3 separate regions of the Mus musculus genome follow, and all the other regions are linked to region 1. The links are chromatin loops, found by intact Hi-C in ENCODE. Cell type or tissue: left cerebral cortex. All regions are shown on one strand.

The links. A loop is a pair of places that touch in the nucleus more often than their neighbours do. Peaks named below come from ENCODE experiments on the same cell type or tissue, not always from the same donor. Only the 100,000 strongest peaks of a DNase experiment are listed, where the experiment ranks them.
Region 2: a loop joins it to region 1, with 2.6 times the contacts of the local background. A loop is called at or near these places in 4 of 42 quality-filtered maps.
Region 3: it touches region 1 in a loop (2.9-fold over the local background); 3 of 42 quality-filtered maps call a loop at or near these places.

What each region holds. Positions count from the first base shown.
Region 1 is chr12:74,100,929-74,108,928 of GRCm38, reverse strand. The region is part of intron 1 of Syt16 (synaptotagmin XVI); the gene reads right to left. Among named protein-coding and RNA genes, the nearest start is that of Gm40889, 36 kb to the left of the region's middle. In left cerebral cortex, no CTCF peak of the experiment used is centred here; DNase peaks (open chromatin) are centred at 168, 717, 2,875 and 3,892; H3K27ac peaks cover 2,814 bases.
Region 2 is chr12:74,052,704-74,060,703 of GRCm38, reverse strand. The region is part of intron 1 of Syt16 (synaptotagmin XVI); the gene reads right to left. Among named protein-coding and RNA genes, the nearest start is that of Syt16, 59 kb to the right of the region's middle. In left cerebral cortex, a CTCF peak has its summit at 4,851 (motif pointing left); DNase peaks (open chromatin) are centred at 700 and 4,955; H3K27ac peaks cover 919 bases.
Region 3 is chr12:74,279,388-74,287,387 of GRCm38, reverse strand. 1700086L19Rik (RIKEN cDNA 1700086L19 gene) reads right to left here and starts at 3,112. Exons shown (of 4, transcript NR_030735.1): 1 at 2,932-3,112; 2 at 1,750-1,873. In left cerebral cortex, a CTCF peak has its summit at 3,239; DNase peaks (open chromatin) are centred at 1,816, 2,473, 3,174, 3,651 and 1 more place; H3K4me3 peaks cover 3,648 bases; H3K27ac peaks cover 2,776 bases.

The DNA of each region.
Region 1 (8,000 bases):
TAGGACATGCAGGGGTCTGGCAGGAGGGCTGAGGGAAGGAGGACCTGGCTTCTAGTCCTCTCTTCACTTTTGTCCCTTTTGAGGATGTTACAACCCAGACTCTGCCCTGCCCCCTCCCCAGTTCAGACGTGGGAATCCTAACCCCCAGTACTTCAGATCGTAGCCATATTTAGACATGCCATCTGCTGAGATATAATATAAACTGAGTTCTTAAGAATGGAGCCACATCCAACACAACTGCTGTCGTTATAACAAGAAGAAACCCAGCCACGAGCATGCACATGGTGGGAAGAGAGGCCCTGTAAAGACAAAGGCAGAGGACCACCTATGACACTAAGGAGGAAGGAGAGCCGCTCTTGATCTCAGACTCCTCCCTGCAGAACAGCTGCTTTTTACACCTCCCAGTCAATGGGATTTGTTACAGCAGCCTAGACGACCTACACAGCTGCACACTTTGAACTACAGATGTATATCAGAGAAGTACTTGCTGTCTCGTTGACTAAATATGTATATCTCCCAATCCTAAAACAGACTGGCAATTGGTGCTTGAAAGAGATCATGCAACTCACAGGGCTCAGAGAAGAAAATGATGCAAAAACCTTTCCAGGTTTCTACAACAAAGTTTTGAGCATCGTTGAGACCTCTGTTCAAAACCTTATTCTATTCCTTATGAATTAACACAAAATTGCCTTTAGAATCTCTCTGTCCCTTGCTCCCTCTGCCCCATATGTTCATCCTTCTGAATGCTACACAAAATCCATCCCCTGCCAAGTATGGTTTTTACTGTCACTCCTAAACTCGAGCTAACTTTTCAAGATAAAACCCATTGAGTGTCTATATATGGAGCCTGATTTTAACTGAAAGCAGCCCCCAACTCATTCTGCTCCTATGGGAATCTGCTAGTTTAACAAAGTCAGTGGGCTCAACTCACTGTCCCTGGACAGAGGGATTACATATCCATGTCTCAGCCCAGGGGCCTCTAATCTAATCCCTCCCCAGGAAGGCACTGCTAGTCAAATGCTACCCCCAATTCCTCTCTTAATGTGATTGCTTCCCATTCAGCTCTAAAAAGGGAGTATCCAGCCCCTCCAAGCAACCATGGTTTAAGCCTTTAATACCTGGCAAGCTGGGCAGGTGTGTAATTGTTAAAGGTCTGTTGCTTTGAGAACGCCTTCAATAGTCATCATACCCTGCTTCCCTCCCATCATTTATTGTGTGTATCACAGAGTCTGGAGAGCATACCATTCAGAAAACAGTAGCGTATGGCCTAAGAACCAAAGAGCATGAAAAGAGAAGCTACAACAACCCTTACTCTGTTGGAGCATTGCCTTACTACTTCTGTTTTCCTTTGCTAAGCAATAGAACATGAACTAAACAAGAGTCAGCTCAGATGTGCGCTGTCTCTTCCCTCCACCCTTCCTTTCTGGAGTTGGATTGGGTATAGAGTAACCGAAGAGGCAAAAGTTGAAAACTAAAACAGGCCTTCTTCATTGGAAGGGACATTCCTTGGAGGGTATTTGGGTGCCATGCTGGTGCCCTGCTATCTACGTGAATATTCCCTCAGCATGTGTTAGATGGATACAAAGGACTTCTTCTATGCCTGACCATGAACACGTAGCTCTCTGATGTTTCCCCAGAGGAAGGGTCTATTCTTCTCTTTTCCAGTTGGAACTTAAGAGACCCAAAAGCTACATTGTACATGGGAAATCTGGTGCCTAAAGCAAACTAAATCTGAAGGCATTTTTGTGGATTTCTGTTCTTTAAGCAGCAATCATTTGTTCTTCCTACGAAAGGCAAGAGGGGATGTCCTGTCCAACTAAAGCATTTATGACAATTACTCATTGGAGACTATGTCAGCAGAGTCTATAGTGATCTTAACTAAGAACAACAAAGACTTGGCCTAGGTCTAAGTTGACAGTTGATAGACAGGATCTCAAGACTGGGCCATTCCCTTGCTGTCGAGGGTCTTTCCTTCAGAACTGGCAAGGGAAGGAAGTGAGTCTTCTCCTAAGGCAAAGGATCATCTTGGCTTTTCTAAAACTCACTCATAGCTAAGTAACTGCCAATCATGGCTGTCATCAACATTAGGATTATTCTAGCAATTATGAGCAGTGACTGCTTTTTGAAGCTATGATGAAATACTAGTTCAAAAAAATGCACTTTAAGGAAAATGTAAATACTTAAGCTCTTGCAAATGAAGTCACAGAGATGGCCCTCCCCAGTGAGAAGCCCTTGATCCCATCTATGGAGTGACAAACATTCTCTCATGGTCTTTTTGTTACCTTTGTTCTGTGTAAGACAGCCCATGTGTATGTTGGACAGTGAATATGGTATGTTTTTCTAAATTCACCAAAGAGAAGAATTTGTTTAGGTTTAACCAAACAAAGATGGTGGAATGGACCTAGTGGCCTGAGCTGCAGATGTGCCTCTTTTAGTAAGGAAGAAAACAGATTGAACTGTTTCAAGGAAGGGAACACAGCAGGCCCAGCACCTGAGGGCAATAAGAAAATAAGCCAGGATGCCGGATGTGGAGCCTCTGACCTACTCACCCTGGAGCTCAGGCAACTGAGAGCAGCTTTCTGAGGTAGAGCTGGGAACTGATAGGGATCAAAGGAAGAGGCAAGTAGGGCAGAGAGCAAAGAGGAAGGCCTCGGGCCAGCAGGTGTGGAAAAGAAAGAGGAAAGTGAACAGGGTGTGGCAGCAACACTCCTGGCTTCCAAAATGGGAATTCAGTGGCCAACCCCCAAGGCTAGCTAAGCAAGACCCTAAAGCAAGGGGCCAATCCCCCTGCCATCACCTGAGAGAGGTTCCTAAGCTCAGTCTGCTGCATTCAGCTGACAGAACAGCGCCCTGCCCCTGTCAGTCAGACCAATTTAGACTGATCCTAGAGCCGCCTTTTTCATTTCTACTAAACCATGGTTACCAATATGCTTTTCTTTGCTGGGAAATCACAGTAGAAAATGATGACTCCTTGTGCATTGCTATGGAAACCTTAAAACTGCCTCTAGAAATCACAGAGGTGGGGGGGGGGGGAGCACATAGCCCGTCCCTGACTTTCAATCACAATCCTCTCCAAGGGAGAAACCTGAAAATTGGATGGATTCATTCCGAGTTCCTCTTTCCAATCAAACAGATGGGATTTAGATACGCTCTTAAAGAAAATTTTGCTTTGTATAATAATATGTAAACTTCTCACAAATCTCAGAGGCTTTTTCTAAAGATTCTGATAATTAAAGTATTCCTGTACAGCTTAAATTTCTATAGAGCAATAAGGTTAGATAAAGGGTTCTCTCTGGTTTGCAAGGTCTGGCCAAAAATGCCTAACTATTTGAACCCTTTTGCTCGATATCCTAAACCATGGATGATAAATTAAAATGTACAGAAAAAAAAAAAAAAAACCTGTATCACTGAATTTTTGCTGTGTCCTTTTTTAGTGGCTTTTGGGAGTCATTCTAACGAACTTAAACCTGAGAAGACGCACCTATTAAAGCCCCAGAAGATCTGGCGTTCATGGTCATCCTTGGCTACAAAGTAAGTTCAAGGCCAGCCTGAGCCACATAAGATTTTGTCTCCAAAAGCTAAAAATAATGAAAAGGAAAAAAAAAAACTGAAAAAGCATCTGCTATATGCTTACCACAGTACAAAGCAAGACTAACTACAATGATTATAAGAAACGTCTTTCTAAGTCTGTTGATATAGTAGGATCTGCAGGAGACACATCCAGATGAAGGTCAAAGTTTGCAGGCAAGCACCATCCCAGTGAAACTCAGAGTTGTAGGAAAGAAGTGTGGGCCGACCCTGTGCATGCTCAGTGCCATCCCTGGCAACTCTTCTAGGCAGGGACCACCCCCCCCCCTCTCTGCAAAAGGTCTGGACATAGAAATAGAGCATCCTCAGCCATGAGCACAAAAGCTTGGCCAGCCAGAGAGCCGAGGCTAGGCTGGTACCAGTAAAGAAGTACGGCAGGCAGCAAAATCAATCCGACTCTTGACTTTTCGAGAGTGAAACCAGCAAACCACATTCCAGGGCGGGCCCCATACCCAGCAGTAGATACCCAACACAAAACAAACTCAGTAATATTTTGGAGTATTTTCTTACCCTACAGGTCTTTTGTTGATATAGTTTCTGTTTTGTTTCATTATATGATTTCTATGTATGCAAATGTGTGTGTGTGTGTGTGTGTGTGTGTATGTGTGCGTGTGTGTGTGCATCTATATGTGTTTCTTCTGCTTTTTCTTTGGTTCTCTTCTTTTCTGTTCATTTGTTTATTTTGTCCTGTTCATGATAAAAATTTGTTTTTATTTCATCTTATTTTATTCTTTTTTTTAGGCATCTATTTGTTTTCTAATGAGAGAGAGCAAGAGAGGGAGAGAGAGAGGATTTGGATGGGTGGGAGGTATGAAGGATCTGGGAGGGGAAGTTGTAATCAGAATATAGTGTATGAAATAAATCTATGTTCAATTTACAAATGACATAGGATTGAAGAAGAAAGAATAGATAATAATAGAAGAATTTTAAAAATGAAAACCATAATTTGATTTTTTTTTAATGTAAACTCTAAAGAGTAAAAGAAAAGTAACTAAGAATCAAAGCGAGGGCAGATTCCAGGTTGTTTGGGCATCTGATGAAAGTGGGAGGAGCTGGTGGAAGCTGTGATTCTCAGGGCCTTGTGTCCTTTTACTGAAGGGTCTAAAGGAGCATACTGACTTTTGGGCTGGAGTGGCAGGGTCACATGATTGGCAAGGGGATCCAGGGCTCTAGAGAAAGCATGTATTCTGGTAAAAATCCTGGAGGGTTGGAGAAGTGGAAAGCTGAAAGAGTCTGGGGCTGTCTCTGGTAAGAGCCTGGGAGGACGAAGATGCTGGTATCCCAAGAGTCCCAGGTCTGCCAACCCTCAAAACTGACTTTATGCAAAGAGGAGTGGCTTCTTATGCCCAGTAAAATCAAGATGGAAAAATGTATGGTCAAAGAGGTACTATGGAAGGTGATGAGTATGTTTAATTGCACGCCTTGGGTAATGTTGCTGTGTCTGTGGCTATCAAAATGTCATACTGTATATTTTTCATGTGGGCAATAAAAGTAAATTTAAATAGAAAATGAGTAACAAGCATACAAAACTACTCTGGCAATGGGCTGAGGAAATGATGGAAATGATAAGTTAGGGCACTTGTTTTACATGCTGCATGAGTGCCTGAGAGCAGATCCCAGAACCCATCTAAAAGCTGAGGGTGGTCATACGTATGCCTGTAACCCCAGCGCTGAGGAAACAGAGGGCACAGAAGGATGGCTGGGGCTTGCTGGCTGCTGTCCTGGTTCCAGGTTAAGTGAAAGACACTGTCTCAAGAGAGCAAGGCAGAGGTGACAGTGATATTCAATATATGCCCTCCTTTGGCCACAGCACATGGGCCTGCATATTTGTACCCAACTGTGCACATGTGTTTATACACATTCACACACACACATGCTCACACACACAAACATACACACATACACACACACACAAACACACACACACAAACATACACACATACACACATACACACACACACACACACACACACCTTTCAGTAAATAGCACTAAATTCACCACAGTAAAATATAATAGGTTACCAGACCACAACACTTAAAACTCTGGGGAATTTTTTAAAGCCCATTCTTTCATCACAAGGTACTACAATTTTGCTCAACATATATCATGAGCTTAAAATAATTAAAATTTAAATCTGAGAACCCCAGAGCTAAAAATCATCATTATCATCATCATTGTCATCATCATCTTACCAACTTACAGAGAATAAAACTAAGGGTTTAACCTAGTCCCACAAGCCAGTTGGGGGCAGGACCAGGAGAAGGGAACTGGCCCTGTCCCAGACCTGCCCTTGTCCATACTGTGCCATAGAACCAATCACCAGAGGGAAAGCTCCAAGCTGTGAAACGTGTGATCATCTCCCTAGCACTCGGTATAATGCAGAGAAACGCCATCATACACTGTGGCTTTCCCAATGTCGCATTGATCATTGTTCTTCCTGACGTTTCCTTTGCATAATGTCTCAATGTAGGAGCCCGCATTAGGAGGTACACACACATAAAGCGTTCTGCCCTTCCTCTTATATAGTCTTTGCTCAGGCTTATGCCCTGACTTAAAAGAAACATGGGGAATGTAAGTGACTGGTGTTGAAATAAGAACCGATTGATTTGCTGAGTACTTAACGTGAGTGTAGAGCCCCTTGGAGAACAGACACTAGGAGTCATCTAAATGTTAACGTGAGGGAGAGTTGAGTTAAATCATAGTATTTCAATCTGTATGAAAGGGAGGATAATGAATATTAAAACTACTTTGAGATTACATCTCACTCCAGTCAGAGCAGTCATACTCTGGTTGACAAGGGTTATGGGAAAAGGGAACACTTGTCACAGCTGGTGGGAGCGCAGACTGGTGCAATCATATGGAAACTGGTATGAAAGTCCCTCTAAAAGTTGGAGATAGATCTACCTGATGATCTGGCTATTCTGCTCTCAGGCATATACCCAAGTGATCCTTTCTCTTATTATAGACACACCCGCTCATCCATGGTCACTGATGCTCTTTTCACAAAAGCCAGAAAGAAAGAAAGAAAGAAAGAAAGAAAGAAAGAAAGAGAGAGAGAGAGAGAGAAAGAGAAAGAGAAAGAGAAAGAGAAAGAGAAAGAGAAAGAGAAAGAGAAAGAGAAAGAGAAAGAGAAAGAGAAAGAGAAAGAGAAAGAGAAAGAGAAAGAGAAAGAGAAAGAGAAAGAGAAAGAGAGAAAGAGAGAGAGAGAGAGAGAGAAAGAGAGAAAAGAAAAGAAAAGACAAGACAAGACAAGAAAAGAAAAGAAAAGAAAAGAAAAGAAAAGAAAAGAAAGGAAAAAAAGGGCAAATTATGAAATTCTCAGATAAAGGCATAAAGCTAAAAACAATTACTCTGAGTGAGGTAATCCTCTCATTTGAAGATGCTAGCTTTGTATCTTTAGATATATGTGTTCATTTGGAATTACCATAAGAGGTCTGAAACTAGTAAGCAGCTATGGAGGGTGGCTTTTAAAGAACAGAAATAGAACATGTCGGTACGGATTGGGGGGTGGAAGGTTAAGGATAATGAAACAGAAAACGTTAACTGGGGTGGGGGAAGGGCGGGGTACAGGGAAGAATAATTAACTCTCAAGTGTTTCTGGAAAAAGAAACTTCTTTAAATGTACATGTATGCATATATAAAAGGAGTTTAAACACACTTACTCTATTAATGGGCAGAACCCTAATATCAGGAGATACATGTTTCTACTAGATACTACAGGTTCGCAAAGAAAAATCTCAGAATGAGGAATGAGTTACTTCTTTGAGAGTTGTTGGCCAAAGACTCCCAAATATATAAGTGCTTGCCACTGCTCTTGGCCGCTCTCCAGAATGTGTGACGATACCACATCCTTGGGTCATAGAATACAGGGAAATAAGGCTGATACTGACCTAGAGGCTTCCTCCCTGGAAGGAGCTATGAATACTATCAGAGAAGAAAACACAGTATTAAACTGGCTCCTAATGACTTATCTCTAGACCCACAGACAAGTGCATCTTTTAACCCTCATCAAAGGCGTGTCTTTTGCAGTAGATGGCAAATAAAGACCCAGAACTGGTCAACAGGGAGTAAGAGACAGCCCCTCCTCTCTAGGCTCAGAGATTATTGAAGAAGAGAGGACAGAAAAATTATAAGAGCTAGACACTATGGATGACTGAAATGAAACAGTTTTCCAGACACAACAGAACAGATACACACATGAACTGATAGTGATTGTGATAGCATGCATAGGACCTGAACAGGCTGCAGCCTGATAAAATACCGGTGTAGATGGCAGAAGACAGCATGAAGTACCACCTTAGCTGATGAGAGAGTTACCCTTCTACAAGAATGTGGTCCCTAATACGTTGACCAAATTCCAGTGGATAGCCACAACTCACAGGTATATGGGCAACAAAAACTGGACTTAATG
Region 2 (8,000 bases), 48 kb after region 1:
ATTTCTTCTGACAACTCCCCCAGGGGTGTGGTGGGGCAGAGTATAACCTGCAGATAGGGTGGTCAGGGAAAAGAAGAAAGGAACAAGATGGATCCTGTTGTTGAATTCTGACAATGTTGAAGCAAATACAGAAAAAAAAAATCGGTTGTTATCCTCATTACTAGAGATATAGTGGAAATGTCACAGAGGCAGAAACGGCAACCCCAAGAGAGGTGGTTCTGGACTTTCAAGAAAAATAGGCTGGAGGAGGAGATGAGACTTCGGAAGGCAAATCTGCCTGAAGCTATTGCCAGTCCCCAAGCCCAGTGTGCCTATGGGTTCAAGGGCACATCTGCCTTTACCTCCCAAATGCTTTCACCAGCCTCCTTCATCTAGTAGATGCTGGATTGTCCCCAGAGGTGTCTTGACTTGGGGAACAAATTTGTCAGGCGCTCTCGTGCTGTTCACTAGCTCCCTCAATGCCACAATCGAGGACTGGGAATTGATTTGCTATTTGTTTTCCATCTACAGATGGCTTCATAAAAAGCCGTTCTCCTTATTCTGAAAAAGTCCAAGTGGTAGCTAGATCTCCACTCAAGATGCAAATTAGATTATGCAGGTGGCATAAGACAGAAGCAGGCTTCAAGAACCATGGATGAGGGGTGGAACTCATGTAACCATCATACACTGAATGGTGAAAGCCCAACTGCCGTGCCTGGACTCCTGAAGATGGGCTCCTGCACAGTCTGGTTGTTTCGCTCCAACCCGTAGGCAGTGAAAGAAAATTCCAAACATAGTGTTTTTGTGCTCATCTGTACTTCACTTTGTATCCATGTCCTAAAGAGGGGGTGAGTAAACTTTTTCTCTAAGGGGTCAGCTTTGCAAGCCATATGGTGTCTGTTGGAACTGCTCAGTTCTGCCAGTGAGCTCTGAAAGTAACCGCAGACAATACGTAAACGAATGAACATGGCTGTGTTCCAATAAAACTTTATTTATAGACACTGAAACTCAATTTCCACATAATGTTTGTGTGTCATGAAATAATCTTCTTTCAATTCTTTTTCAACCACTTAAAAGTATGAAAATTATTCTTAGCTCTCAAGTCAGACGTGAAGCAGGCAATGGACTGGGGTTGACACAGTTCACAGTTTGTTAACCTCTGCCCTAGGTTCACAAATTGGAAATATAAATCTCAGTTCCTGCAAACAACACTATCCCAAGTGATACAGGAGAGGAAGTGGTGAGAGTCTACCTCTTGTTTATATGATATGGGATGAGGAGCTGAAGCTAGTTTACATATTTCCTTATGAATAATATGAATATGTAAGGTGACTATCTCAACACTACAAAGCAAGTGGTCACATAACACATATCGCAGGTTCAGTCACCACTGACACATACTGTAGTGTCCCAACAGCTCATGTGAAGCTGAGAACTTCCTCTCAGCTAATGATGGAGAAGCCATCCCAATGGCAAGAAGGAAGACGTTGTTCAGGTGTTTGTGGTGAGGTTGGTGGACCCAAAGCTACTGCTTGGACAGGTCTATCAGACTGTCCAAGCACATACATTATATATGAAACACAAAATTAATGATATAAAAATTAACTGCTGTATTACTATGAATGATGACTTAGCTGAGCTTCTTAGAGCATGACACTAGAGAGTCCCACAAGGCACAAGAATGGCTGGAGATTCTGAGATGTGCAAGAACAGAGGACAAAGGAATAATCTAAAGACAAGATATCTCAGGGCAGATAGGACAAGCAGGAGCTACATTGTCCCCATCTGCACTGAAAAAAGCAGAAAAAAAGCCTCAGATTAACCTATTCTTTCTAGAAGAAATGAAATTTTCCAAATTCACTAAAATGTAGAAAAGGGGACTTACCTTAAAGTGGTATGATTAAATATTTTCTACATTCAGTGCAAATGAATGCCCAGAAATTCAAATGAAGTCAGTAGTAGCAATTTAACAATGTAACAATGTAACACAGTGGCTGAGTAGAGGCAGTGGTAGCAGCCATAGGATTCAGTGAGAAATGCACAGGGTAATAATCATGGTAGTCACAGTAAACCAAAGCTAGAGTTCCTTGAGTACTTTCTACTTGTATGACTTTGTTTCAAACATTTTACATAAAAGTGTACATTTAACTGACAGACAGGTAGATCAATGGAATAGAATTGAAGACCCAGAAATGAACCCACATACCTAGTCACTTGATCTTTGACAAGGGAGCTAAAACCATCCAGTAGAAAAAAGACAGCATTTTCAACAAACGGTGCTGGCACAACTGGTGGTTATCATGTAGAAGAATGTGAATTGTTCCATTCTTATCTCCTTGTACAAAGCTCAAGTCTAAGTGGATCAAAGACCTCCACATAAGACCAGAGACACTGAAATTAAGAGAGGAGAAAGTAGGGAAAAGCCTTGAAAAATTCCTAAACAGAACAGCAATGGCTTGCACTGTAAGATCAAGAATTGACAAATGGGACCTCATAAAATTGCAAAGCTTCTGTAAGGCAAAAGACACTGTCAATAAGACAAAAAGGCCACCAACAGATTGGGAAAGGATTTTTACCAATCTTAAATCTGATAAGGGACTAATATCCAATATATACAAAGAGCTCAAGAAGCTGGATTCCAGAAATTCAAATAACCCCATTAAGAATGGGGTTCAGAGCTAAACAAAGAATTCTTACCTGAGGAGTGCTGAATGGCTGAGAAGCACCTGAAAAAATGTTCAACATCCTTAATCATCAGGGAAATGCAAATCAAAACAACCCTGAGATTCCACCTCACAACAGTCAGATGTGGCTAAGATCAAAAATTCAGGTGACAGCAGATGCTGTCCAGGATGTGGAGAAAGAGGAACACTCCTCCACTGCTGATGGGATTGCAAGCTTGTACAACCACTCTGGAAGTCAGTCTGGAGGTCCCTCAGAAAATTGGACATAATACTACCGGAAGATCCAGCAATACCTCTCCTGGGCATATACCCAGAAGAAGTTCCAACTGGTAATAAGAACACATGCTCCACTATGTTCATAGCAGCTTCATTTATAATAGCCAGAAGCTGGAAAGAACCCAGATGTCCCTCAACAGAAGAATGGATACAGAAAATGTGGTACGTTTACACAATGGAGTACTACTCAGCTATTAAAAGCAATGGATTTATGAAATTCTTGGACAAATGGATGTATCTGGAGGATATCATCCTTAGTGAGGTAACCCAATCACAAAAGAAGTCATTAGATATGCACTCACTGAGAAGTGGATATTAGCCCAGAAACATAGAACACCCAAGATACAATTTGCAAAACACAAGAAAATCAAGAAGAGGGAAGACCAATGGGTAGATATTTCATTCCTCCTTAGAATAGGGACCCTGGTACAGATGTCTCATATGAGGCTATGCCAGTGCCTGGCAAATACAGAAGTGGATGCTCACAGTCATCTATAAGATGGAACACAGGGCCCCCAATAGAGAAACTAGAGAAAGTACCCAAGGAGCTAAAAGGGTCTGCAACCCTATAGGTGGAACAACAATATAAACTAACCAGTACCCCCAGAGCTCGTATCTCTAGCTGCATATGTAGCAGAAGATGGCCTAGTTCCCACTGGGAAGAGAGGCCCCTTGGTCTTGCAAACTTTATATGCCCCAGTACAGGGAAATGCCAGGGCCAAGAAGCAGGAGTGGGTGGGTAAGGGAGCAAGGTGGAGGGAGGGTATAGGGAACTTTTGGGATAGCATTTCAAATGTATATAAAGAAAATATCTAATAATAAATAAATAAATAAGTGTCCATTTAATCTTTATAAACAACCCTACAGTAGAGGACCATGGGCCTGTTTTAGGCATGAGAATATTTAGGTACCACACAAAACCTGCCTGCACAAGAAACAATTCAATCAAGACTATAGAGTATACAAATGGGCACGTTTATAAACTCAAAAAAGTAAGAAATTGTTCCCACACAAAGTGACGAAGGTGAGGGATCACCAGGTTACCAGCAATGCTTCTGTTTATTATGAATCTGGAAAGCAGAGGGTCTCCCCCAGCAGGGGAGGAGCCTTAAGATTAGCTAAGACAACAGAGGTGACAAGCATGCAAGGTCCTAGGGGACATACCAGGTTTCCATCAACCCACGTTCCCGTGTCAGTTCCCCTAGTTTGTCCCAGGGCTTCCCAGTGGATTTACACACTTTTCTTACAACTTTCAGAATGAGGTTTCTAGAGCCAGTGTTCTGTCTGCCATTCTGGGCTACACGACACAGGCGATGCTGAAGAGGGAGGCAGCTGATAGGATAGGGATGTCATTGGTGACCTGGCCTGTTGCCATGGGCCTTCTCCCAGCTAGTCAGAAGGATAAGGAGGTGTGACTAATGAGTCTGAGGCCACCTTGTGCTACATTGTAAACTTTAGACTAGTCTGGACTAAAGGGCAAGACTGTGGAAAGAGGAGGGGAAGGGAGGGGAGGGGAGGGGGAGGGAGAGGGAGAGGGAGAGGGAGAGGGAGAGGGAGAGGGTAGGTAGGTAGGTTATTAGGTCCAATTGGGGCAATGATATTAAAGAGTACTGAACCCAAAGCTACTTCTAGCCAAGCCTCTGCCCTACCCACCCCCTCCCAACAAGCCACAGTCTGCCTCCTCATCGATTTGATACCATGTTATTTTAGTGGAGTATTTTATGTAAATGCCCTTTGAAAATGACTTTAAGTTTTAAAAACATAGTGGTTTCCTCCTTAGCCACAGAGATGATTTTTTAGCCTCAATCAGGAAATCAACTAAAGTGATTGATTCTTCAGTGTACCCAGAACCTGGGCTTCCTCTCTGACAAGAGGGGCTCTGGGCCTGAGACCATCATGCCCCCTAGTGGCAGGCTTGCTGTTTCCTGAGCCTCCCTCCGTCTGAAAGGAGGGTACCCAGCCGTCAGTTAAACTGATTCCATCTCACAGCCGATGAATTTCAATAAATATACCATCTGTTCACCTTCTGTGTGGGAGTTCAATCATCTTGTTGGCAGCAGTATTACCCTACAGCAATTACCTATGTCTTTATCGCCTCTCATTCAGCTGCACCAGCCTGCTCTGCACAACCAACGGCTTCTATAGATAGGACAGTCTCTGAGGCTGGAACGCAGGAAAACCTCTACACTTCATGACGAGCTGGTCAGGGCAGGAGGTGTGTGGGTAGGAGGGAGAGAACCTGCAACCTCTGGAAAACGATAGACTCGCCTATGAGGCGGGTGGCAGAGCTGAGCAGACATGGAGTCTGGCTGGCAAGTTTGTATCTGTCAAAATAACAACACTGGGAAAGGTGAAAGGCTGCACCTGAGAGTGGAGCCGTGGGTGGATGCAGACGGCATGGCTCTGTGCTCAGCTCTACCACTGACCAGCAGTGTGACTCTGCATGAACATGCAGCCTCTCTGGGCCTTGGTTCCTCCTTATGGAAAAATAAGATGTTGGAATGGGTGAATCCTGGACTCTCTTTTATCTCTGAACTTACAAGACACGAGTGGGTGGAGAATGGGCACCTGCGGCACAGGCCACACCCAGATGTAACACAAGCATGTGGAGCCTCACTGAACTGCTAATTAAGATGACAGCTAAAAGTAGAAAATGTCCCAATCGTGAAGCGGTTTGCGTGCTTTTGAAATTGGGTTCACATTAATGACCATTCCTTGCACAGTATAGAAAGGGTAGAAACGAAGACTCAGGGAAGCTGTTGTCCTAAACATTATGCCTATGAAATGAAGAGATTGAAGCTTCGAGTCCATGTTGTCGGGAAGTATGAATACCAAAAACCTTCTCAAAAAAAAAAAAAGGCAGAGTTTCAGGACCAGCTAGATCCAAAGGAATGATGGGAAAAGCTTCAGAGGAAAGTGTGTGTGTGTGTGTGTGTGTGTGTGTGTGTGTGTGTGTGTGATATACCCAGAGAGAACTGGGTTAGTCCCAGCAGCTTGCTGTCCACTATGCATCCCCACCACCTGACCTCAGCCCTAAAACTGGCATGCCCTCCCCAAGTCATGTTCAAGTTCTTCCTGTATACAGACCACCAACAAAGTTCCCATGATCCTCTGCAGCTTAGGAGCAAGAGTCTGGGTTCTGGTTAAAGGGGCTGTACACAAAAAGTTCTGCATGCCACCTGAGAGTAATCAGTGATCTGTTTTCTACTCTTTCCCAGAAATAAGCCGAGAACACTCGGCTACTGAGAGAAACTTTGTGGGAAGTGACCTCACCTACACTGAACTACGGAAAACTGAGAAGGAAAAAATTAGCTTCTATTCTATCGAGATTTGGGGTCATTATTCGAGCACTGGCAACCAGTAGGCCCGATAGGCTCAGCAAGGGTACCGGCCCTGCACCCAATCCTTTCTCTTCTGAGTCCAGCACCTCAACTGCCTTCTCTAGCTGATGTCTTTCCAAAACTTAAATATACACAGTAACAAATAAATTCCCCTGCCCCTCTTCAGCTTCTGGCCTGCAGCATATTTCAGTCCCCTACTGGGCCGTGTGAAGGCTAATCCTGAGTCTTTTGGACAGAACTATTCTAAAAGACAAAAAGTCCTTTTCCATGGAAAAGGCCGAGCTGGACAGGGAAGCTGGACATCTAGAGCTTCAGGGAAGCCACCATGGGAGGAGGGTCTGTGCTAGAGAGCAAGCTTAGCATGAGCCAAGAGATGGTGGGCAATGAGAAGACAGACAGAGGAGGAATAGAGCCACAGAGGAAGCACAAGCAGGGAGAGCAAGGGTGGCCGGGACAGCAGGTGAACAGGTGGGAAGGTGAAGGCCGGGGGTGGGGGGTGAGGAATGGAGGCAGGAGTAGGAATAGGAGGTAAAGGGGATGGAGGAGCAAAGATGGGAGAGGGAAAAGAGGGGTGAGGTGAAGGGAGAAGGAGGTCAGAATGAATCACAGGCAGCAGGAAAAGAGAGATGGACGGAGGAAGAGACTGGAGGGAGGTGAAGTCAGGACAGAATGGAGGAAGACTGATGGGAAGTTGAGGGAGGGCAGCAATACAGAAAGAAAGGCCAGGGGAAGAAGGGAAGGAGGACAGGAAGGAGGGGCCAGCAAGTGACAGCCACATCTCCATCCTCAGGCCCAGCCACCCTGAGTCAGCCCTGCACCTAGACATCTCTGTTAGATAAGATGACAGACCTTTGCATTTATCCATTTTAACTGGGGTCTTGCCACAGGCTACAGGCTTAAACCATCCTGTGTGAGCCAATGGGCAGCTGCTGCTCATCATCCTGAGTTTCCCTCGTGTCCTATTCTCCATAGCAGCAGCAAGAAAGAGATGGCTGGCTTGGATTTCTTCGGACTTTCTACAAAAGAGGAGAAGAAGCCTCAAAAATATATGGTAGAAACCTGCAAGGGCCAAAACACAAACACAGACCCCTAACATGGTGGCAAAAACTGGCGACCGAGAGAACCGGACAGCTTCTGGGACAGGCGGAAGCACAGAGCCGCTGAGGCAGCACCCTTGGCGGGCCGCAGACAGCCGGCCACCATCCGGACCAGAGGACAGGTGTCCGCCTGGCTTGGGAGGCGGCCTCAGCCTCAGCAGCAGCGGTCGCCATCTTGGTTCCGGGACTCCCTGGAACTTAGGAATTTAGTCTGCACAGATGAGAGTCTGCACCACAGAAGCTGACAGCTTCTGGGAACTGCCAAAGCAACACAGCTTCTGAGAAAGGCCCTGTTTTGGGCCTTCTTCTTCGGCACACCTTCCCTGTAAGAGAGCTTGCCAGCAGAGAGTGCTCTGAGCACTGAAACTCAGAGGAGAGAATCTGTCTCCCAGGTCTGGTGATAGACGGTAACAGAAACACCAGAAGAACAACCTCTAAACAGAGTCAACTATAACTACTAACTCCAGAGATTACCAGATAGCGAAAGGTAAACGTAGGAATCTTACTAACAGGAACCAAGACCACTCACCATCATCAGAACCCAGCACTCCCACTTCGTCCAGTCCAGGACACCCCAACACACCCGAAAACCTAGACCTAGATTTAAAAGCATATCTCATGAT
Region 3 (8,000 bases), 180 kb before region 1:
CCCTTAGCCTCAGTTCTGAGTTTGGTCAGTTCATGCCTGACTCTGTTTCTGAAAAGGCTATTTTTCATTTTTACGTTTACATTTTTATACTTGTATTTTTGTATATTTTATATTTCACTTCATGTGTGTGTTTTCATGTCAGTTTCAGAAGCATGCGCTGCCCAGGCAGGCAGTCTAAGCTGGCTCTGCGCTGGCTTTCAGGGACACTTTGGACTCCAATGTTTATCCCGTTGAAACCAAGTCACGAGCAGGGAACCAGGGAATAGAAGCCTTGATGTAGATTTCAAGGACTCTGTTGTGTCTCAAGGCATCTTTGAGGCCTTACAGAAGTTTCATGACATGAGTCCGAACATGAATGTTAATGTGCTCCTAAAAACTTCAGCAGAGTGAGCAGCTGGAGATGCAAGGCTGTCACCAGATCCTGGTTTCATCCCTAAGCCCTTGTTTGCCCTGAGCTTGATCTAGGCATCATATCCCAGACACACATACTCTTTATAACCCAGAGTGTGCAAGCATGGAAGGCAGCTACAGTGATGAGGGCCACTGCAGATTCACTGTAGCTGTGAACCCACCAACATCATTAGGATTAAGTATTTACTATCTTCATAGCATTTACTTTTTTTAAAAAAAATTAAGGACTAAATACTATGATAATTTTAAAACAGGCATGTTCACCAAAATCTGCACTGTATATATTCTACATATTCGACTTTCATGATGAAAGTCAAGACTAAATTTTGAGAAGCCCTTTGACTTTTTGATTGTGACAGTTGTCTCAATGGACTAGCAAGTGACATTCTCAAGCATTTAAGGACATAGGGGATTTAAACTTCTATGTATATTACATAAGAAATGGGATATATATATATGTATAAATTATAAAACTAATACATATATACAGGAACCAATCATCATGGCTGAGAATGAGCCATGCACAAAACACTTACACACACCCCTGGAAGACCGCGGTAAGTCTCATCTGTCTCCACAAATTTGTTCCTCACAATAAAACAGGGTAATTATTGGAAGAAGAGAGGAGGGTGGCTGGTACTAAGAGCTAATGAAGAGTATTTGGTGTTGTATATATCATTATCTTAGCCTCTAATATTAAATGGACGATTTCAAGGTCTCATGACATTCATAAAGCCATATGAAATCAGAGCAAGTGTTTGAATAGGAATCTGAATGGATCCTCTCCAACTGGAAGGTACATCTTTTGGAATTTGTCATTATCATTCGATGGGCTAGTCGCCTCTGGCAGGGTACTGCCCAGAGATGCCTCAGTACACTAAGTTCCAAGGTGCTAGGGAGCTGGACATTTGTTTATGCACCAAATTCAGTCTTACAATTGGGAAGAAAGTAGTTAGTTCTCCATGGTCTCTACCACAAGTCTCCGTGTAAATTAGCATTCCATGAGTCCCCACAACCTCCTATGGCAACTTGAAGGATTCTCTCTTGGTTTCTTTCACCCCAGACCCACACTGCCAGTGTGCTCAGAAAGCTTCCACTTGCCATCTTCCGGGAGCCAGGCTCCCTCACTTGACCCACCCAATTCACAGGGGTCTAAGAGAGGAAAGTCTGCCAGCCTACAAATGTCCTTTTTACAGAAAACCTTTATTGACTTCTCCCCAGCAACCGCCCATACAAACAGCCCCTTCTATTGATCCTGTAAGTTGCCGGGCTGCTACATTAGCGTTTATTTCTCTGGATACATATTTAAACAGTAATTTCTCTTCGGAGGGTGATTACCTGGTAATGCTGACTCAGACCGAAGAGTGTATGTCTAGGACAGCCTCGGAAGATGTGGTGAGAACTCCCCTTGGCACATGGAGCATGTCTCACAGCCTCGGGCTCATGAATGGGGACCTGGGATCTTGAAACAAGGAGACATACTGGCATAAGACACCTCTAAAGAATCAGGGATGCAGGGACATGAATAAGTTATCAGGGCAGGAGAAGGCGGGTGGGGTGGGGATGGGGGGCGGCACTGAGACGTTTGAGGTGGGGCCGATCTGGGACATGGTTTAGAAAGAAAGATAAACCTTCAAACTCAGGATCACTTAAGTTTAAGTAGGAGCGACGTCAACTCCCCCTAAGAGATCTGAAAAGTGCACAATAGTTCATCTTGTCAGTGATTTACTCGAGCGGTTATTTTGGGGAAATGTGATTAAAAAAAAAATCACAGCCAGCTCTTGTATAATTTTAGGCTGCATCACCCTCCAAAATAACAAAGCAATTAACTCAAAACACCATAACTTGTTCTTTCTCTGACATACTGACTCTTTCTGGCAAGGTCTGAAGTAGCTGCTCCACGTTTGAAGATAGTTCTCAGCAAAGGGTTCCGTTTAACCACACCTAGTCTGCATGGCTGTGTGCTCACGGATCTCATCATCTTCTATATTTAGAGAGACGGGCTTTCCAAGGGAAGACGGGCATCCAATAAGGACGATCCCATCTAGAGAGGTGAGTTACTATGGTTACTGCTCAGGAGGCTGAGGACCAGTGAACCACTGCTCCTGGCCAGCTGGACCCTTTCCAGATGAGGACCTAAAACAGAAGCCCGTGTTGACTGAATTTCGTGGAGCCTACTTCGTGTCGTTTTATCCATAACCACGGGCTGCCTTTGGGAGCTGCCTCCAGCTCTCCAGCCTCGGGCAGCCAGGCAAAGCAAAATCAAGGAAGGTGGAAAACTTCTAAGCACTAACAGACAGTAGCGAACAGAGGGGGAGTCTCAATATCCAATCCTGGCATTTAAAAAATCAAATCAAGTTATTCGGGACCAGTGGCTAGTCACTTTTCAGTGGCTGGGGGCAGGGTGGGATCCGAGGCCAAGTCCCTAACCTCCAGCCGTAGGGAACGCGTCTTCTCTGGGCCTCGGGTCAGATGCCTGGCTGGAGGGGTCCTGGCAAACCTTGAGAGGGGTCCACTTACCCGAAGACTGCGTGTGCAAATGTTTCACAGCTCCTGTTTTTTCGCGAAGGTGTCACTCTTCGGACGGGTTCTGACAGCGACAGCGACAGCGGCGGCGGCAGCGACTGCAGCTCGGCGGGGCGGCCGGCTCCTGCAGGTCGGTCCCTCCTTCTCTGAAGCGCCTCTCGCTCCGGCTCAGAACGCGAGGCGGGCGCGCGGCTTTTCTAGGCGCGCATTGGACCAAAGGGAGCAGATGTTATCCGGTTGCTAGGAGCGTTGCTAGGAGGCGATGACGCCCCTCCACCGCCCGAAGCAACTTTCCTGAAGGTCTCGGGCGCCAGAGGGGGCTACTGAGAGCCAGACTGGGAGCTCTACCGGGAAGGAAGGCTGAGAACGAGGGGTCCAGCCACGGGTCACACTGACTTGGTCCAGGAGAGCTGGCGACACGGGAGCGGGAGCGTCGCGGGCCTGAGCGTTAAGAGGAGTCTCGCGTCCCAGAAAACGGTCACTCACTGGAGGCTGGATTGGTGTCCCCATGGAAGTTGAATGGGGACAGAGGTGGAACTGCATTTAAAGGTGTGAGGGATCCTTTGGCTCCGGGACTGTGTCCCACTGTGTTCCTGTTACTACAAGCAGGTTTGAGCAATTGACAGACTTGAAAGAGGGAAATATTAATCCATGAAACTCAATCCTGAGTCTAATTCCTTTGGGCACCCTATATGGCTACCTCCTAAAAACGGGAGGATGGCACCGGGTAGACGAGGGGGAGTGTTTCCATGGGGTGTTCCCATGGTCTAGTGTTCTGCCTCTATACCATTAGACTTCATCTAAATGAGAGAAGAATAAACCCTTCAATTAATATGAAATGTTCTATAAAAAATAATCACACAAATGACATGAAGTTGGAAGAAAGATGTAGGGGTTTCCAGGGATAGTGGTCCCGGGAGTGGGAAATGAATATGGTCGAAACACATTGCATACCTGTATTAAGTTCTCAAAAGGCAAATAAAATCTATCTTTTTAAATGCACCTCAAAAGGGTACTTTCCACAAAGGATACTGGGGAAACTACATATGTTTCAGTCATTGTTGCTTTAATGTAGTTTCCACAAAGGTTTGCAGCTTCTCCAATTTCTTGATAGAGCTTATTTTGATTCAGTTTTTGTTTGTATTCTTGACCATTGCTTCTCATCCTCACCGTGGCTGTTGTGAAATGGTTTTATTTTATTGAGGGGAAAGAAAAAAAAGAAGACTGCAAGAACCTCAAAGTGGGAACATCTGAGAAGCCAATGAGCAAATTCAAGAAAGGAAACCAAAATACCTAGTAAAGAAATTCTGCTTAGCATGCTCCCTTGATGATAAATTTCTCCTAAGAAAGGAGTACAGAATTTCCCTGGCTCCCTAGAGAGTTGGGCCAGGGCCAGGGCCAGGATGGAAATCAGCACCCCTGGGACTCACTTAGAAAGAAATACTGTGTTTAGATCCAAGCCAGGCTGCTGCTGCATAGCACTGGGTTAAGTACTAAGGGGTGGGGGTGGGGGCAGCCATCTTCAAGGCTAGCGGGGTACAGTATGATCCCACAGTTCAGAGGTCTCCAGTACCTACTTCATGCCTTTGTCAAACTTTAATCTCTGGAAGCGTATTTGCCCTGAGGTTTGAGACGATCATGAGGTAATCTGGAGATGTATAAGGAAGTAATAAATAGCCAAGGTAGGCTAAGGAGGTAATAATCACAAAGTTACTGTTATGCGTCTAAGGGGGAACTTTGAGAACAGTTGTGATCCTCCAGACAACCAGCAGTATGTCACATTGCTACTTCACTATGGGCAGCAAGAGACTAAAATGGGGCTGCCATCTCTTTCCTTCTCTAGCCCTTCCCTGGGACTCGCTATACCTTTGACCTTCAGTTCCAGTCGCACTGGACTCTCCTCTACCATGTTTGGAGAAGGTGCCAAGGTCTCCTGAGTTATGTGAATGATATTTCTTGTTTAACGTGCCTGCCTCCCTCTCACCTGGCTTCCTCCCATTCAGCCTGCAAGATGCTGTTTAAATACATTCTCATTGCAGCTTTCGCAATTACAGCCCAACTCACACTCCCCAATCCACCCTAGAGTACTGCTGCCATACTCTAAATGAGTTCCCTCAGGATAATAGGGAGTGCCCGGCACGTAGCATACAGCTCCAGGTACATGCCAGAGAGCACAGAGCCTGTGGTCAGTGGGGATACCTCCAGATCTCTGGTTTCCTCAGCTGGTAGCTGTCAGGGCTCTACCCAGTCTATGAGGGAAGCCAGGAGCTGCCTTCATTTTTCAGCTAGGGGGTGGGAAAACTTAGTGAAGCACTGTTCTTAGGCACCAACTTTGTTTCCTCTTTGAAGACCACTGTCTGGTCTCCATTAGCCACCCAGGAAGTATTCAACCCAGAGTCACTCTGATATTTTACTAACACCCTTAAGCCAGTCATCTGAACTGAGTGTGAGTCCTCTGAGTTGAACTGTCCTCTCTTACTTAAAAATGGACAATAGCAAGGGAGGTGAAGGGCTTACCAGGAAAACATAAGACCTGAGTTCAATCTCCAGAAACCATCTTTAAAAGTTGAGCATGATGGCATATACTCCCAAGGCAATTATATATATATATATATATATATATATATATATATATATATATAGGCAGTATACCCCAATATATATATATATATTGGGGTATACTGCCCATCCCTAGTAATGGGTTATGCCTCAGGAATAGCACATCTGCTTAGCATGGATGAGCCTGTAGATTCAATCCCTAGAACTGAAGACAGACGAAAACCCCCACCCATAATCACATGGCATGTCACTATGGAACCAAGGCAGAGAAACCATCTGGGGGAGCAGCTTGACTCAGCCAATATGGGTACAGTGCAATGTATCTGAACAGATGAGGGAACCTGGCCTTCTGTGATGTAACTTCCTGGTGATTGTCACATCTCCCTTTCGTGGAGGGCTCCCATAAGAAAAACAATAAACATTAATAGACACGGGTCAGGGTGATATCAGGATGACAGCATAAGCCTTACGGCAAAACTTGACAGCATAAGCCTTACGGCAAAACTAAAAATAGAATAAAGGCACAGCTCTTAATCCCTGTGGGCCCATTGATATCTGCAAAGATTTGTGTTGTTTGGTGACAGTAACTTGCTGCGTATCCCAGGCCAGCTTTGAACTCTAGACCTCCTGCCTCTCAGCTTTCTGAACGCTGAGATAACAGGCCTGTGTCACTATGTCCAGACTGTAGCAGGTGGAACGGCACAGATGTTTTTCCTTGTGCCAGCCTCCCGTTGAGCTGTAATCGCAAGTCGTCCCGGAGAAACATCCCCAGAAACTCTGAGGCTCAGAGGAAGCTTTAAGGTTTATATGATGCAGTTCCTTGGTAAAATGTTACTGGAGGTGGTTCATGTTTGCAAAGTAACCCTACACAAAGCACTACTGGTAACTAAGGACTGACAAGCATGGGAGAAATATAGTCTTCCTTAGAGAAAAAGATAACACCAACTGGTTATCCAAACCAAAAACACATATGCAAGTAACACTATAGAGACTGAACAGGTTGTATTTGTGTATTTAGGAATATATATATATATATATATATATATATATATATATATATATTCATATACAGAAATGCATATAACAATAATTATTTTAAAAATAGGCCATGAATTTGAAAGAGAACATGGAGGAGTATATAGGAGGGCCTGGGAGGAAGGAGAGCAAAGTGGGAATGATGTAATTGCTATGTCAAGAAACAAGTCAAAGATGTAAACAGGGGTTTTATGTTATAAATAAGCCATGTTATAGGCTTTTTAAAAAACTACCATATGGGCTAGAAAACACAAGGGGAAAAGATCCATGGCCATGGAATGGGGTACCACTCCAGCTCTTAAGGATGGGAATGTGTCAGTTGAAGAATGAGGAAGCAGCAGAACTCCTAGGCAGAGTTCTGGAGGTTCCAGATGATACGGTCTAAGCATAGATTACCGAAGACCCGTTTCTCCTCTTTTCTTCTTTCTTTACAACTTAAGATGTGTGTTTTGATACCTTAATGCAGCACTTGGGGCTCACTGTGGCCCACACATAGAAGCATCCAGCCTCGCCCAGGCTTCCAGCTCAGAATCCAGCCCTTAACCCTGGACTTAGAGCCATCATTTCACCAGTGTCCCCACAGCCCTGGAGTGCTTGAAATACAATATAACAAGCAGATCACTTTGGCCAGCCTATAATGTCCTAGTGTAGCCATGGGTGAGAGGGAACTTGGGGGCGGGGGAGGGGGGGAGAAGCGAGCTCAGCACTACCATAGTGACAACACTGGAAAGAAACTCATTTCAGAGGATGAACAGAATAGATGCTCTCAGGGTGTGAGATGCTGTCTAAGAGAATTCTTACAATCTCCTGTTCATTTTCCCAGGCACATAAACCACAATCCCCAACTATTTTAAAAATAAAAAGTTATCACATTTATATTTAGTGTGTGCGCGCATGGATGAACATGCATGTTCATGGATGAACCAGGGCACATGTGTGGAGTCCCAAGAACAACTTGCTAGAGCTGTCTTGTTCATTTCTAATGTAGGTCTAGGAGATGAAACTAGGGGCTCTAGCCTGGTTCCCCACTGCCTTAAAGACAGTGTTCTATAACTTGTCTTGGCCAGTGGAGATTGGGCAGAAGTATGGCCACAGATCAGCTCACTTTGTTCTCATGCCTTTCTTTCTCCCCTGTGCATAAGGTAGAGTACTCCCTGAGAGCTTAAGAGAACCCTGAGGATAACAAGGTCTCAAGTAGAGAGACAGTCAGCAGGAGCTTCATGGTCAAAGAAAATGGGTGTAGACTGTGGAGTGAGAAACCTTTCTCTCTCGTGCAGATCTGCCCAGATTTAGGGCAGCAAGTGGCAGAAATGCCACAACTAACATCAAAATGGTTTGTTAAAAACAATGAGAATAGAACCCTGGAGTACAATAGTATCATACGCTCTTTGAGTTGGAGAATTTGGACTTTGCCTTCATGCTAGACTGTAACAGCCTGGCTCCCTCTCCTCTGAGCTCACTGCATCTGT